2 separate regions of the Homo sapiens genome follow, and region 2 is linked to region 1. The links are chromatin loops, found by intact Hi-C in ENCODE. Cell type or tissue: GM12878. All regions are shown on one strand.

Region 1 (8,000 bases):
ACGAGGTACCCAGGATGGGCAGCAGCACGGCCACTGCCTTGGCTGTCAACCTGGAGAGAAACAGTGACAGTCACCCTGAGTGGCAGGAGGGCAGGTGCAGGCTGTGAGGACTGCCCTCGAGACGCCAGGCTTCCAGATGGGTGCAGGCACCGCCCTGCCGGGAGCAAGACCTGGGGTCCTCCCTGCAGGTAGCCCTGGTTGAGGCATTTACCTGGGAGGAGCCTCGGTGTTTCCACACCTCCATCCCCTTACAGCTGGTGGGTGGGAGAGAGCTCTGGAAAAGTTCAGGTAGCACCCAGGGCTCACCTAGGCCATAGGGAGAATCTGTCCAGGCCCAGGGCTTGCATTTGAGCTGTTTGCAAAGATGAGGAGGAACCAGGACGGAGGGGAGAGATTCGGGGGACTGAAGCAGCAGAGCATCCCCCGCAGCGTCCAGAACCCAGGCCTCCTGTGAGACGCTTGGAAGGGTGCAATGAGGCCTGGGCCTGAAATGAGGCCATGGCCAGGAAGATTTCTCCAGGCCTCACTGGGCTGCAGCCCGCGTGTCCCCCGCTGATCACCCGAGCCCTCCTGTGACACTGACGGTGAGTTCTCAGAGGGCAGGGCCAAGTGGTCATCTTCATGGCCCTGCTCATGCTCAAAGGACGTGCTAAACAAGGGCTTGCTGAACTGCACTGTGAACTGACAGAGCCCCATCGCTGAACACACCAGCCCCATCAGCATGCGTTTTTATCTCCCTAGAGCCCATGGGCCCTCTTGACACAGGAGAGGCAGGTTATATATTGACCCCATTGTATAATAAGGAAACTGAGGCCCCACAGCCCCTGGTAATGGCTAAGGTGATACAGGGTTTCATCAGGGGCAGAACCAGAGGGTATGCAGACGTCCCCACCTGGGCCAGTTAGCACCTGCTCTGACTGGGCACACCAGCTGCCTGCCTCAAAGCCATTCCTGATGTGCTGTGTCAATCATGGCCAACTACCTCAAGCCCAGTCCATCCTGACTTCTGAAACAGCTGGGCTTTCCACAGCAGGGACCTTCTGCCTTTGAGCTTTAGAGAAAAGTCTAGAGACTAGCGGAGTTCCTGCTGCCCAGGTCAGCCACTGTCACATGCCTCGGTTTACCCCTCATCACTCAGGCCAGTGACTGAGATTGTCTCCCTCATAGACTGTGGGTTCCTTAAAGGCTGGAGCTTGGTCTTTTTGTCTCTGTAACCCCAAAGTGCATCCCAGCACCAGGACTCAGAGGCTCTCAGGAAATAAACATTGAATGAATGAATGAATGAATGAATGATGAACAAGTGGACGGCCATGCAGCAGTGCTGCACACAGATCTGGCACCTCCCCGGAGGAGGTGAGATGCGGCCATAATGAGCTTCCTTGTCAAGAGACCAAGAGCCTGGCACTGACAGCTCCGGGCAACCGGTGCCTGTAAAACCCAGAAGTGTTCCAGCACTTCAGCTCTCAGAGAAGCCGCAGCCAGCTTGTTCTCATAATGCTAATGCAATAAAAATAAAACACCTGTTTCTGGGAAACAACAATATCATGCATTATTCAGCTACAATCTTTAGGTCCCGGGAAACCGTATCTGAAAGGATCAATCACTGAGAAATAAGTACCAAAATGTGCTACTTTTAAAGTGATGGTTTGACTTTTCTTAAAATGAACAATAGAAGAAGATCTTGGGGGAAGACGCTGAGCTGAAGCTCTGCGGACTCTCAACACGGCCAGAGCTGTCAGTGTCCCTGGTCAAAAGCAGAAGAAGAGGGGTCCCTGGATCTGAAGGAGGCTCTAGGCAGGGGGTGTGCTTTCCTCTCTGATCTATGACCCCCTTCTGCTCCCCCAAGGTTGGCCCTGGCCTAGGGGGCTCAGGCCCTGAGTCTCCAGGCCCCACAGCCCACCTGCTCGTGGGTGCACTTCTGTGGGGGTCTCACCCTCACGCCCCCGCCCCCAGGGTCCCACTTGTAAAACCTGACCATTCTCTGCTTCTTTTTCAGGAGTCTGGAATCACAATCAATAAACAGAGACTTTTTTAAAAAGTGAAAGCCAGGCTTCTCCCCCTGCTCAGACCTCACTTATTCTATTCTCCACTTTTCTTGGGGTAGGGGGGTGGCAGGGAAGTGAAAGCCAACCCTGTGGAGGGCCCCTGAGGAAGAATCTTATCTTGTTATTCACTGAGTACTGGGCTGCTTGGCACTAAGAAAATCACTAGAATAAAACCAGAGGATGAAGAATAGCAAGGTGCTGGGGAAGCTTCCTCACGATGCAGTGACTGCCTCTTCCTGCCTGGCGCCTGCTCCCTGGCTGTGCTTCCTCAGCCCTGGGAGTCAAGTGTTACACAATCCACACTAAGAAGATTGTGAGGAAGCATCCCTGAGGGGCAGACCTGGCCGCCCAAAGGAGAGGAGCTGAAGGCATTGGGAAATGTGCTGGGTTGCACAATGGAGAGGGACCCAGAGCGGTCTGTCCCCAGAGATGCCTGCCTGCACCTCCCCGGAAGGGACGCATCCCTGGGCTGCCAGGTGCAGACGCAGGTGGGAAGGATGGGCAATGCCTTCAGCTGTGCCCTGCAAAGACCTGGGCATGCTCTCCCGGGGCACGCTACCTCGAGCCTTCACAAGAGCTGCAGACACAGTGCCAGCCTGTCGCTTGGAGGACATTTCCATGGAGAAGCAAAGGCAGTGGACAGAAGCTGCTTCCTGGGTGGGCACTGATGGGAGGATGGGGCGCAGTGGGGTAGAGATGGAAGGCGGTGCACAGGTGCGGGGCAGGTGCACAGGGGTGTTCTGGTGACAGTGGAAGTAGTGGCCTCATGGGGCTCAGACAGGGGATTGTGAGCTTTTGCTGGAGACAAGCTGGCAACAGACTGGCTGACCCTGAACGCTGAGGTGAGGGCCTGGGGAGCTGAGGGCTGGGGTGAGGAAGGGACAGGTCCCTCCCCAGCCAGGCCATGAGAGGTCCAGGAGACCATCCTGGTCTCAGCAATGGAAGAGGAAAGGACGTGATCTCTGACCCCACGAGCATCTCTTCTCGCACGGGGCACAACCCTTGAAGGTTTCCAGGAGCTGAACAGCCCAAGGAGGCTGCAGCCTCTTGTCAGGTTAATTTATGGTGTTTGGAATTCATTACAGACTAATTCTCTCATAGATTCGCTGCTGACATATTTGCCACTTTTGCTTTCACATCAGAACAGATACGCGGTGGCTGAAGTAACAGTACAGAATGTCAGCTGCCTGGTACCCACGCCCTGCTTTTCACAAAGCCCCTGAATTCCCTGCGAGGGACAGCCTCCCCAGCTTTCAGCCCTGTGGTTTGGGGGTGCTAACTGAACAGTCACACGGTCATATGAGTGAATCCCCCTCTACAGGGTCTGGCTCAGGGAGGGCACAGGTCCAGCCTGAGTCCCCATCGTCCTCCAGGCGCAGGCCTCCGTCTCAGCAGGTGGGACAGGGACTCCCCCGTGGGCCTGAACCCCTGCCGCAGCCATTCGGCCACCAGGGGGCAGAGTCGACCTCGGCCTGAAGCCAACACTAAGGATGCGAAGGCGAGCTGGGCCCGGTGCTGCAACTGCCAAAGAATTCCTGCAACGCCAGGGCTTCTGAGCTCCGGACTTCACAGTCAGCTGCGTCAGTGAGTCCCCCTTCTGCTTAGGCCAGTGCATGCTGGGATTTCTGTCACCTGCAATCGGCTGGGCCGTAAGAGATGCAGGTCAGGACACCCCCGATGGCAGTGAGTTGTGTGGCTGGAATCCCTCCCAGAGACCCCGCCCCTTCTCCAGGCGGGGCAGCCCAGAGCACACCAGGACACTGCTCTCCCTTGCACCTTCCCTGATGTGCCAGCTGAGGGGGAACCTGTTATCATCCCGTTCTGCACGTGAGGAAGGCGAGGTGCTGAGGGGCTAAACTCGCTGAGCCCAGCAGATGGCCAGGGCAGATGCGGGACTGGCAGGGGCTTTCTGGCTCTAGAATCTTCCCCGTTGCCGCCCCCCAGCTGCTCATCACCCTGGGGTGAAGAAATCCCTAGGAGAACTCCGTAGACTCCGTTCTTCTACACATGGGAGCTCTGGGGCTGGGTAAAGGCCCTGTCCTGGGTCACGAGAGCCAAGCGAGGGCGTGAAACCAGAGCTGCCCTGAGATGGCAGGGACACGGAGCAAGTGGAGGACTTTGGTGCCGGCCACAGGAGGCAGGAGTGGCTATCTCTCCTGTGACCTCAAAGCATCCTCTGGGGGCAGAAGGGCCGTGGCACTGCTGGCAGCCTGAGGTCAACTTACTTGAAGGCACTGGGGTCTCCATGGATCTTGTAGTTGTCGGCGCTGATCTGTGAGATGACTCTGGTCACAGCGATGAGGATGCCAATGTTGACCTGCACAAGAAACCATGGAGGAAGGTGAGGGGGGCCTGGGCTGCACCTGCAGGAGAGCTGCGTCCGCCTGGCCACTGCCCTCACCACAGGCTACCCCTGCCCAGCCAGGGCTCCTGGGACACAGGGGCATCACTGGGACAAATCTCACCCTGTTCCGTGGGCTTTTACCAACACACACAACATGCAAGCTTGCCTCTGAGAGCACCTGCACTGAGAAGACAGCAGAGACGAGTTCTAGTCCCAGGAACACATCCGGGCATGAGGGCATGAGCCTGGGCCAGACCTCATCTTAGCATTTGCTTCGTTAGTGTGACCCTGGGCAACTCACCCAGGTCCTCGGAGCCTCAGTGCCCCAGGTGATGAGAAGGATAGTGCCCACTGTGCAAACGACTGCTCAATGTGCCAGGCCCCGGCACAGGAGCTGGCTCTCATCTCCCGCCCCGGCCCAGGCCTGCGGCTGTGCGAGCCACAGAAGCTGCGGCAGAGGGGCATCATCTCCTGCCAGCACCCCTCCTTGCTGGGAAACTGCTGGAAGGCTCCTGTTGGGACCTATGGGGCTGGGCGGGGCACTGAGGGGCCCCGGCAGAGGCTTCAGCACAACCTGCCCCTCACCTGGGCAGCTCCCTCAGTAGGAGGCTGGCGAGGCAGGCACAGCATGGGGAAGAACCCCCTAGTGTCCTCTGGCTGCGGGGTTAGGGTGAGGGTTAGCCTTCTCCCTTGTGTCTGAAAAATTCTGAGGCCGTGTACAGAGTCAGCAAGGAGTCCAGTTCCAGGATAAAGTCCTCTGTGTGAACTCTCAGGCTCGAACTTTCAGGCAATGAACAGGGCTCTACCTCGCCGGCCTCACAGGGCAGCTGCTGTCCCCACGCCAGCCTGGGCGCGGCCAGAGCCTGGCAGTCTCTGAAGGGAGCTGCAGTCGGAGGGCAGCCACTGGGGCCCCGCACGGGATGGCCAGCTTCGCTCTCCCCCCGCACGGGATGGGCCGGCCTCGCTCTTCCCCCGCACGGGATGGGCCAGCATCGCTGTTCCGCACACCTGCACCCCTCGCCTAGGTGCCCGCGCCAGGCCTTTCTGAAGCAACTGCTGAGCCCGCCTCACCCTAGGGGCCTTGAAGCCACCTTCTGTGCCCAGGACTTTTCCACTGTGAGCCCTTCCCCTTCCTCCTCGCGCAGCTCCCGAGCCCATGAATCAGCAGGAGCCCTCCGCCCAGGGCTCTCTCAGCAGGAGACCGGCCCTGTCTGCACGGAGGCTTCAGACCCTCCTGGTGCTGTTCTTTGGGAGAGAGTGGTGCGTGGTGGGGCCGCCCCCTCCTGCCTAGCCCCTTAGGACACTATTGTGGCAGTGAGCACCCCAACTGTTCCCTCCTCGGCTCCTGTCTTCACTGACCACCTCAACACCTGGAAGCTCAGCTCACGCCCAGCTCAGCTGACAGTCGGATGCACCTTAGTTGCCCTTATTTTCCCATCTGTAAAGTGAGGCTAATAACAGAAGTGTCCAAAGGCCAGGGAAGGGAAAAGAAGTCAACACATTAGCCACCCAGCATGGTGTCTGCACAAAGAGCATGTCCAGAAACGCTGATGCCCCCCAGCCAACCTCACTGTGTAACGACGAGAAGAAAGCCACACTCAACTAGGAGCAGCAAGCGGGAGCAGCGTGGATGACAGGTCAGTGGTTTTCAAATGCAGTGATGATTCAACTAGGACAGTGACAAACGCGTGACTAATGTGCAGTTATTACTTCGAGTGGGGATTTCAATTGCAGATGGCTGATGGTCACTGATGTGTGAGTGCGGCCCATGCCCTCGGGGCAGGCTGGCCTTGGCCATCTGCCTGGGAAGCACTTTCGTGCCTCCAGTGGTGGCTACAGCATCACACAGAGAGGGAGGTGGAGATGGAAGGTGCCCCAAGTCAAACTGCCACAGACCCTGCCTGCTCTTACTGAGATTCAGAAGTTTTTCTTGAATAAATGCTTTTAGTGTGCATGCCTTTGTTTCTAGAATTCCGACTATTTTTTCAAAACAATTCTTCCAGTTCTTTCCTTGTTTTGGGAGTGGAGATTTCCCCAGGTCCTGACTCTGCCATTCTGCAACTCCTGCCCCTTTCCCTTGAGGGATTTCTATTCCGGGTACCTCACCCACTGACACAGGCGGGGGCCTCATCTGTAACAAGATTGGAAACAACCTGAACGTCCACACCGAGACAGCAGGGCGGGGCTGTCACTCACACCCAGACAGCAGGGCGGGGCTGTCACTCACACCCAGACAGCAGGGCGGGCCTGTCACACCCAGACAGCAGGGCGGGCCTGTCACTCACACCCAGACAGCAGGGCGGGCCTGTCACTCACACCCAGACAGGAGGGCCAGCCTGTCACTCACACCCAGACAGGAGGGCAGGCCTGTCACTCACACCCAGACAGCAGGGCGGGGCTGCCACTCACACCCAGACAGGAGGGCCGGCCTGTCACTCACACCCAGACAGCAGGGCGGGCCTGTCACTCACACCCAGACAGCAGGGCGGGGCTGTCACTCACACCAGACAGCAGGGCGGGCCTGTCACTCACACTCAGACAGCAGGGCGGGCCTGTCACTCACACCCAGACAGCAGGGCCGGCCTGTCACTCACACCCAGACAGCAGGGCGGGGCTGTCACTCACACCCAGACAGCAGGGCCGGCCTGTCACTCACACCAGACAGCAGGGCGGGCCTGTCACTCACACCAGACAGCAGGGCGGGGCTGCCACTCACACCCAGACAGGAGGGCCGGCCTGTCACTCACACCCAGACAGCAGGGCGGGGCTGTCACTCACACCCAGACAGCAGGGCCGGCCTGTCACTCACACCCAGACAGCAGGGTGGGGCTGCCGTCCACACCCAGACAGCAGGGCAGGGCTGCTGCCCACACCCACTCTATGGAACACTTTGTGGGTCTGAGACAGACTCAGGCAGCTCTTCCTTGGCGAAGAAGCCACACCCCACATACACTGAAGGCCGCCATGGGGTGGGTATGTAGTTACAGTCCCCCTATCTGCACAAAACCCCAGGATACCCATGAAACCAGCATCACGGGTTGCCTGTTTGGAGGGAGGGTGGAAACCAGGGAATGCAAAAACATACATAGGCAGACACATTTATGCATAGATTCTTAAGCTTTTCCTGTAAATTTTGTGTTGCCATTTCATAAATCAGATTCTTTAAATTTTAGTTTTAAACAATTATAAATTAAAAGGAAATAATATGAAACCCATTTCCTGTGAATGACGGAGCAGTGTCCTTGGGGTCAGGTGGAATAGAAACTCAGCCATGCAGTGTTCCAGTGATTCAGGGGATGGAGAAACCGTGAAGCCTGGGACCCATGAGAGGGATGCCTGGAGATGCTGGAGAGGATCTCGAGCAACTTGAGTGAGTGCAGAGTTCCCATCAACCAACACCCCACCTGAGCTCAGGGTCCCATCACAACCAACCCAACCAACACCCCACCTGAGCTCAGGGTCCCATCACAACCAACCCAACCAACACCCCACCTGAGCTCAGAATCCCATCACAACCAACACAATCAACACCCCACCTGAGCTCAGAATCCCATCACAACCAACACAGTCAAACACCCCACCTGAGCTCAGAATCCCATCACAACCAACAC
Region 2 (8,000 bases), 370 kb after region 1:
ACCACATCATTAACACCATGACATCAACACTACATCATCAACACCAAGACCATCATTAACACCGTGGCATCATCAACACTGCATCATTAACACCATGACATCACCAACGTGACATCATCACCATGACATCATCAGCACCATGATATCAACACTGCATTAACATCATGACGTCATCAACACCATGACACCATCAATGCCACGACATCAACACCATGACATCATTAACACCACATCATTAACTCCACGACATCAACACAACATCAGCACAATGACATCACCACGACATCATCAACACCACATCACCATGACATGATCAACGCATGACATCATCAGCACTGCATCATTAACACCATGACATCATCAGCACTATGACATCATCAACACCATGACATCATCAACACCGCATCATTAACACCACATCATTAACACCATGACACTATCAACTCCATGACATCAACACAGTGACATGAACACCACATCAACACCATGACGTTGTCAACACCATGACATCATCAACACCACATCAGTAACACCATGACACTATCAACACCATGACATTAACACAGTGACATCATCAACACATGACACTTTCAACACCATGACATCATCAACACCACAACAACACATCATCAATACCACATCATTAACACCACGACACCATGAGCACATCATGAACACCATGACAGTATCAACACAATAACATCATCAACTCCATGACATCATGAACTCCACAACATAAACACCATGACATCAACACCACATCAACGCCACGACATCAGCACCACGACATCATCAAATCCATGACATCATCAACCCCATGACATCATCCACACTGCATCACCAACACCATGACATCAGCACCATGACATCATCAACACTGTGACATCATCAACACCACATCAATAACATCACGACATCAGCACCATGACGTCATCAACACAATGACATCACCATGACACCATCAACATCACATGATTAACACCGCATCATTAACACCATGACATCAGCACGACATCATTAACACCACGACATCAACACCACACCAACACCATGACTTCATCAACTCCGCATCATTAATACCAGGAAATCATCCACACCACGACCTCAGCAACCCCATGACACCATCATCAGCACTATGACATCGTCAAAACCACGATATTATCAACACCATGATATCAACACATCAACATCAACACCACATCAGCACCATGACATCATGAACACAACATCATCAACCCCATGACATCATCAACACTACATCATTAACACCATGAGACCAGCACCGTGACATCATCAACACCATGACAACATCAAAACCATGACATCAACATGGCATCATTAATACCATGACATCATCAACACAAGGACATCATCAACACTGCATCATTAACACCATGAGATCAGCACCGTGACATCAACACCATGACAACATCAAAACCATGACGTCAACACGGCATCATTAATACCAAGACATCATCAACACAAGGACATCATCAACACTGCATCATCAACACATCATCAAGACCATGACATCATGAACACCATGACATCATCAACTTCAACACCACGACATCATCAACATAGAAGACTCCTGTGAGCAAACGCAGAGTTGGGGCTTCTCCCCACCACTGAGTGAGCAACACTGCTGTAGCGGACACCAACAGGGGCATCCTCCGATTCTATTCTGACCCCTCTACCTGGAGACGGTGTCTGATCACACAGGGAGAGGGCTCAGTCCTAAGACCTCCCCCCCTACTCCAGACATGAGCTGCACGTCTGGGCCTTCTGACCAACTTCTTGATGTTGGGGTTCCCACAACCCCCTCTTTGGGTTTGATTAATTTGCTAGAGTGGCTCACGGGAGTCAGGGAAACACGTTTCCTGGTTTATTATAAGTGATATTGCAAAGAATATACATGAAGAGATGCACAGACGAGGTACGGGGAAGGGGCGTGGAGCTGCCATGCCCTCCCTGGGCAGCCCCTCCAGGAGCCTCTGCGTGGTCAGCTCTCTGAAAGGTCCCTGAACCCTGTCCTCTTGGGCCTTTGATGGAGACATCGTTGGACAGGAATGATTGACAACCATGTAGAAATGCAACTGGATACACAGGGCGTGGTGTAAACTCAGCAGGGCTTGTCTGTCCAGATTCTTCTTTTTTTTTTTTTTGAGACGGAGCCTCACTTTGTCACCCAGGCTGGAGTGTAGTGGTGTGATCTCGGCTCACTGCAACCTCTGCCTTCCAGGTTCAAGCAATTCTCCTGGCTCAGCACCCCCAGTAGCTGGTTTTACAGGCACGTGCCACCATGCCCGACTAATTTTTGTATTTTTAGTACAGATGGGGTTTTGCCGTGTTGGCCAGGCTGGCCTCGAACTCCTGACTTCAGGTGATCTGCCCGCCTTGGGCTCCCAGTCTTGGGATTACAGGCATGAGCCACCACGCCTGGCCCAGACTCTTCTCAGCTTCTCGGCAGCATTTCTTCCTCTAGGGGATGAGGCAGAACCCACCCTGGAATGAGGATCTTCTGACCCACAGTCAGATTAGGGTCTTGAGATTCAGCTTCCTGAGGCCTAAACTGCCCCAACGTGATAACAAAAGGCTATAACCAGGGCTGTGTGAGTTAGGAGGCAGGAGCTGTGGATGAAGACACACACATTTATTTCACGGTGAAGCTCACATAACATAAGTTAACAATCTTATCAACTACTCCAGAGTGGACGATTCAGTGGCATTTAGTGCACTGTGGACGGATGATTCAGTGGCATTTAGTGCACTGTGGATGGAAATGCAGGGGAGTTGATTGCCCTGCCACTTGCTCCGAGCCTCTGAGAGGTGACTGCCACACCCTTTGGCATTGAACTCTACATCCTTTGGATCCGTCAGCACCTTTCCAGCAATTCCTTGGGTCAAGCATGTGGGATTCACTTGCTCTTAAAATGAATGGTTAACTGTGCCTGGGCTGGTACAACTTGGTGCTGTGTGACCCCAGCCGTCCTCAGCCCTCCTTCTCACACCTCCACCTTGGCCAGTACCCACCTGGATTTCTCTCTGGTCCTCCAAGCTGCTGAACTTGTCCCCTCCGCAGGGCCTCCAGCCTGGCATGCTCTTCCCTGGGAGCGCCGCGTGCTACTTCTTACAATTTTGGGTCTTGCTCAGATGATAACTCCTTGGGGCAGCCTTCCCCGACCACCCTCCCCAGGCACTCCCTGCCACAAATGTCCCCACTGCACTTACGCTGCGGGGAGTTCTCTATCCGCTTCCTTGTTCACCCTCACTGGTCTCCCCAGGAAAGCTCCAGGAGGGAGGCGCTGGTTCTGTGTATTCACCTGTGCTGGGGCTGGCACTCCAGGCAGAGCTGTGGCGGAAGGAAGTGGCCCGAGACAGCCTGATTCCATCTTTTGGTTTCTGTGTGTTTCCTCCTCATAGACCCGCACCAGCGAACAGGGAACCTGCAACCAGGGGGTGGACACTGAAATAAAAACAAAGTGAGACAGAAACTTCTGCTCCTGCACCGCGGCTGCCCCTGAGTGCTCAGTGGCGGGGCTGTGGCCGCCTGTGGTCGCGGTGCGGAACTTGCCTTGCAGGATGCTGTGCGGGGTAGCCTGGACCCCACCATGGAGGGTTAGCCTCCTGTCCCCGGCCCTCCAATGCCTGCACAGGGCGGGTTCTGCATGGCTGTCCAGGGGATGATGCAGGCGTCCAGATGCGGGAAACGGTGACTGGATGGAGCGACTGCTCTCCAGCCTTGTCCTAGCAGACAGCACCATCTGCTGGGCCCTGGGTTTGTGTCTGCAACTGGATGGGCTCTAGCGGGGTTCTGCCCAATCTAGCAATTCGAGGTGGCACATCTACACCAATATCCACCTGCTGTTTACCAGACGCCATGCCAGGCAGGTGGTCAGCAGTGTGCATGCGACCACTTGCTCACGGCCTGCACTGAGCTGTGTGTGGAGAGGGACCTGTGGGACCTGGGTGCTGCTTGTGGTGCAGGCCCAACCAGGCTCAGGGAGGGGCGTCTGCTGCTCTGAGGCCTCGGGGGGTGCCCACCCGCCCAATGGTCACCCACCACGTGCGGGGCAAATGCCCACCGCAGTGCTCACCTCCAGACAAACATCGCTGCCTTCCTGCAGCTCCGTTCCAGGCAGGGAGGCACAGATGAGACGTGGTGGGCAGATGAGGTTGTTTCAGGTTGTGTTAGACAGTGTGGAGGAAATCAACAGAATGCTGTGGACAGTGCCCCGGCGGTGATGGGCAGATTAGGGACTGCACGCAGGAGTCAGTCACGGGAGGGGAATGGCACCACTGTCCCAAAAACAGCAAAAACGAGTCCAAGCATGGCACTGATGGGACATCAGAGGAGACAAAAGGTGGTGGCTGTTGGTGGTGCAGTGAGGGGAGGAGGCTGGGAGGGAGGTGGAAGCTTGGGCAGGGCCCGTTGGGCTTCGCATTCTATTCTAAGCACCATGGGAAGCTGTCACCGGGCTTTAGGCAGCGCGACGACAGGATCCGATCGAGGCTTTCCGTGTTGCTAGCAAAGGAATTCAACATTCCTGACATGGGTGAATGGAGAGAAAAGTGATGGGGCTCTTTCCAGAGGTCAAGGTTAAGGGGACTCTCATGGATGGGATGCATCCTGGGACCAGCAAAGTGGGAAGTGGTCGCCTCGCCCAAGCCTGTGGGGACCAGAGAGGGAATGGTCCCCGGAGGCCCACAGAGTAGGGCCGAGGACAGGGGAGGACACAGGAACACGAGGGGCTGCCGAGGGAGCAGGAGGTGCAGCCGCCCTCAGATCTGGCCTGCAGGGGTGGAGCAGGAAATGACAAACACCCACCTCTTCTCCTGGGGATGGTGGAGCCTGAGGCACCACGTCCACGAGGTCCTCTTGGGGTGGAGGCAGACCTGGAGGGGCAGACACACTCTCAGCTTCCAGAAAACCTTGACTCCAAGAAGTCACACTGAGAGATACCCCTGTCGCTGGAGAGATCTCCTTTTCTGATATAACCACTTTATTCCCATATCTTTGGGGTGTCTGGGGAGGTGACTCAGTCCCTCCAAAGGGAATGAGCGTGAACTGGGAGGGTGTGTTGGACCCAGGAGACTTTCACGGCGATAACCACATCTCCCCTTGCCCTTTCAGCCTCCTTCAGTGGGACCCACTTCCCTTCCCTGCACCGAAAGGGGGTGGCTCGTGAGTATTTTTAGATGAGGAACCTCTGCCCATGCAGTCCCAGGCAATGAGCTGCGCTCTCAGTGTAGCTTTCCACTTCACTCCCCTCTAAGCTGCACCCTGCTGTGGGCTGAGGCTTTAGCAGGGGCCGGACCAGGGTCCTCTGTCAGCGCCCTGCTCAGCCCTTCATAGGCTGGTTGTGGTTTTGCTCCCCACAGCAGGCAATGCTGGCACCAGGGAAGAGGGGTAAAGAGACAGGGCTGGGCTCGCTTGGCAGGGCTGTGGTGCTTGTGTGGGCTGTGGTGGTTGGCAGGGCTGTGGTGGTTGTGTGGGCTGTGGTGGTTGTGTGGGCTGTGGTGGTTGGCTTTAGGTGTCAGCTTGGCTAGGCCATGGCACCCAATTATGTAAACACACATGAATCTCAGTGCTCCCGGGAAGGTATTCTGTGGACATGGTGGATGTGCCCCGTCACCTGACTTTTAGTAAGGGCAAATGCCCTCCACAGCGTGAGTGGGCCTCACCCAGTCAGCTGAAGGAAGGAGACATTCTGCCCCAAGACTTTAGCCTCAGCCTCAGCCTGGGTTTCCAGCCCGTTGGCCTGTCCTGCAGATTTCAGACTTGACAGCTTCTAATCACATGAGCCAATCGCAAAAAGAAATCTCCTATCTGGATCCACATCTACATTTATATACCCATATCCATACATATATCCATGAATACCTCCATATCCATACCTCCATCCATGTCCACGCCTCCATCCACATCCATGCCTACATGTACATACATGTCTACGTCTGTATCCATGCCTACATCCACATCTGTGCCTACGTCCACATCCATATCTACACCCACATCCATATCTATACTCACGTCCATGACTACACCCCCATCCATATCTACACCCACGTCCATATCTACACCCTCATCCATATCTACACCCACGTCCATGACTACACCCACATCCATATCTACACCCACATCCATATCTACACCCTAATTCATATCTACACACACATCCATATCTACACCCACATCCATGCCTATGTCCACATCCACATCTATACCCACATCCATATCTACACCCTCATCCATATCTACACCCACATCCACGCCTACACCCACATCCATATCTACACCCACATCCACGCCTACACCCACATCCATATCTACACCCACATCCATATCTACACCTACATCCATGCCTACGTCCACATCCATATCTACACCCACATCCATATCTACCCCACATCCACATCTACACCCTCATCCACATCTACACCCACATCCACATCTACACCCACATCCATAGCTACACCCACATCCATATCTACCCCATATCCACATCTACACCCTCATCCACATCTACACCCACATCCACATCTACACCCACATCCACATCTACACCCACATCCATGCCTACACCCACATCCACATCTACACCCACATCCATATCTATACTCATGTCCATGACTACACCCCCATCCATATCTACACCCACGTCCATATCTACACCCTCATCCATATCTACACCCACATCCATGACTACACCCACATCCATATCTACACCCACATCCATATCTACACCCTAATTCATATCTACACACACATCCATATCTACACCCACATCCATATCTACACCCACATCCATATCTACCCCATATCCACATCTACACCCTCATCCACATCTACACCCACATCCACATCTACACCCACATCCACATCTACACCCACATCCATGCCTACACCCACATCCACATCTACACCCACATCCATATCTACACCCACATCCACGCCTACACCCACATCCACGCCTACACCCACATCCACGCCTACACCCACATCCACATCCATATCTACACCCCCATCCACATCTACACCCACATCCATATCTACACCTACATCCATATCTACACCCACATCCATATCTCACTCTCATCCATACCTCCGTCCACATCCGTGCCTACATCTGTATCCATATCTACAGCCACATCCATATCTACACCCTCATCATGTCTACACCCACATCCATTTCCAAGTCCATGTCTATATCTATACCCATAGCCACCTCTGTACCTATACCCATATCCATTTCCATATCTGTATCTATATTCATAGCCATATCTGTGTCTATACCTATATGTACCTCCATACCTATATTCATATCTACATCCAAATTTATTTCCATAGCCACATCTGTATCTATATCTGTATTCATATCCATATCTGTATCTATACCAATATCTATGTCCACATCCATATCTATGCCTAAATCTGTACCCATATCTGTATCCATATCCATCTAGATCCATATTCCTATCTGTATCTATACCCATATTCATGTCCATATCCATACCTCTCTCTATATCAATATCCATATCCATATTCATCCATTCCCGTGCTTATGTCCACTTCCATATCCACGCATGTCCTGTTACTCTGCTTCCCTGGGGACCCCTGGCTGAAACAGGAGGCTTCTATTGAACTCACTGGATGTGGCAAATTAAGAAAGGTTTCTCTTGTTCTGGGGTCTTAGGTGACCCCTGCTGGTCCCCTCTGTTGGTGATTTCCTTGACCCTGGGGTGCTGCCCTCTCTGCAGCGTCAGCCTCTACTGGTTCTTGAAGAGAAGCAGCAGGCCAGCCCCATCCCTCTGGATTTATATGTGGGGGCAGATCTCTCGGTCATGGGTCTCTCAGGTGCTAGCACCACAGCATGGAGTTATCTGAGTTGTCATCTCAGAGCAGGAACTCATCACCAAGGAGAGAGTGCCAAGCCATGCATGAGGAATCCACTGCCATGATCCAACACCTCCCATCAGGCCCCACCTCCAACACTGGG

Evidence for each region. Peaks named below come from ENCODE experiments on the same cell type or tissue, not always from the same donor. Only the 100,000 strongest peaks of a DNase experiment are listed, where the experiment ranks them.
Region 2: it touches region 1 in a loop (6-fold over the local background); 12 of 110 quality-filtered maps call a loop at or near these places.

Annotation. Positions count from the first base shown.
Region 1 is chr12:131,128,087-131,136,086 of GRCh38, reverse strand. ADGRD1 (adhesion G protein-coupled receptor D1) reads right to left here. Exons shown (of 25, transcript NM_198827.5): 21 at 4,271-4,362; 22 at 1-50. Among named protein-coding and RNA genes, the nearest start is that of LINC01257, 33 kb to the left of the region's middle. RefSeq lists an enhancer at 3,301-3,933. In GM12878, a CTCF peak has its summit at 3,485 (motif pointing right); a DNase peak (open chromatin) is centred at 3,492.
Region 2 is chr12:130,757,635-130,765,634 of GRCh38, reverse strand. It overlaps LOC105370080 (a long non-coding RNA gene), which reads right to left. Exons shown (of 5, transcript XR_002957439.2): 1 at 7,518-8,000; 2 at 4,829-4,896; 3 at 4,098-4,337; 4 at 3,232-3,446; 5 at 2,512-2,631. Among named protein-coding and RNA genes, the nearest start is that of RIMBP2, 45 kb to the right of the region's middle. RefSeq lists enhancers at 3,536-3,685, 2,930-3,735. In GM12878, a CTCF peak has its summit at 3,758 (motif pointing left); DNase peaks (open chromatin) are centred at 584, 824 and 1,324; H3K4me3 peaks cover 296 bases.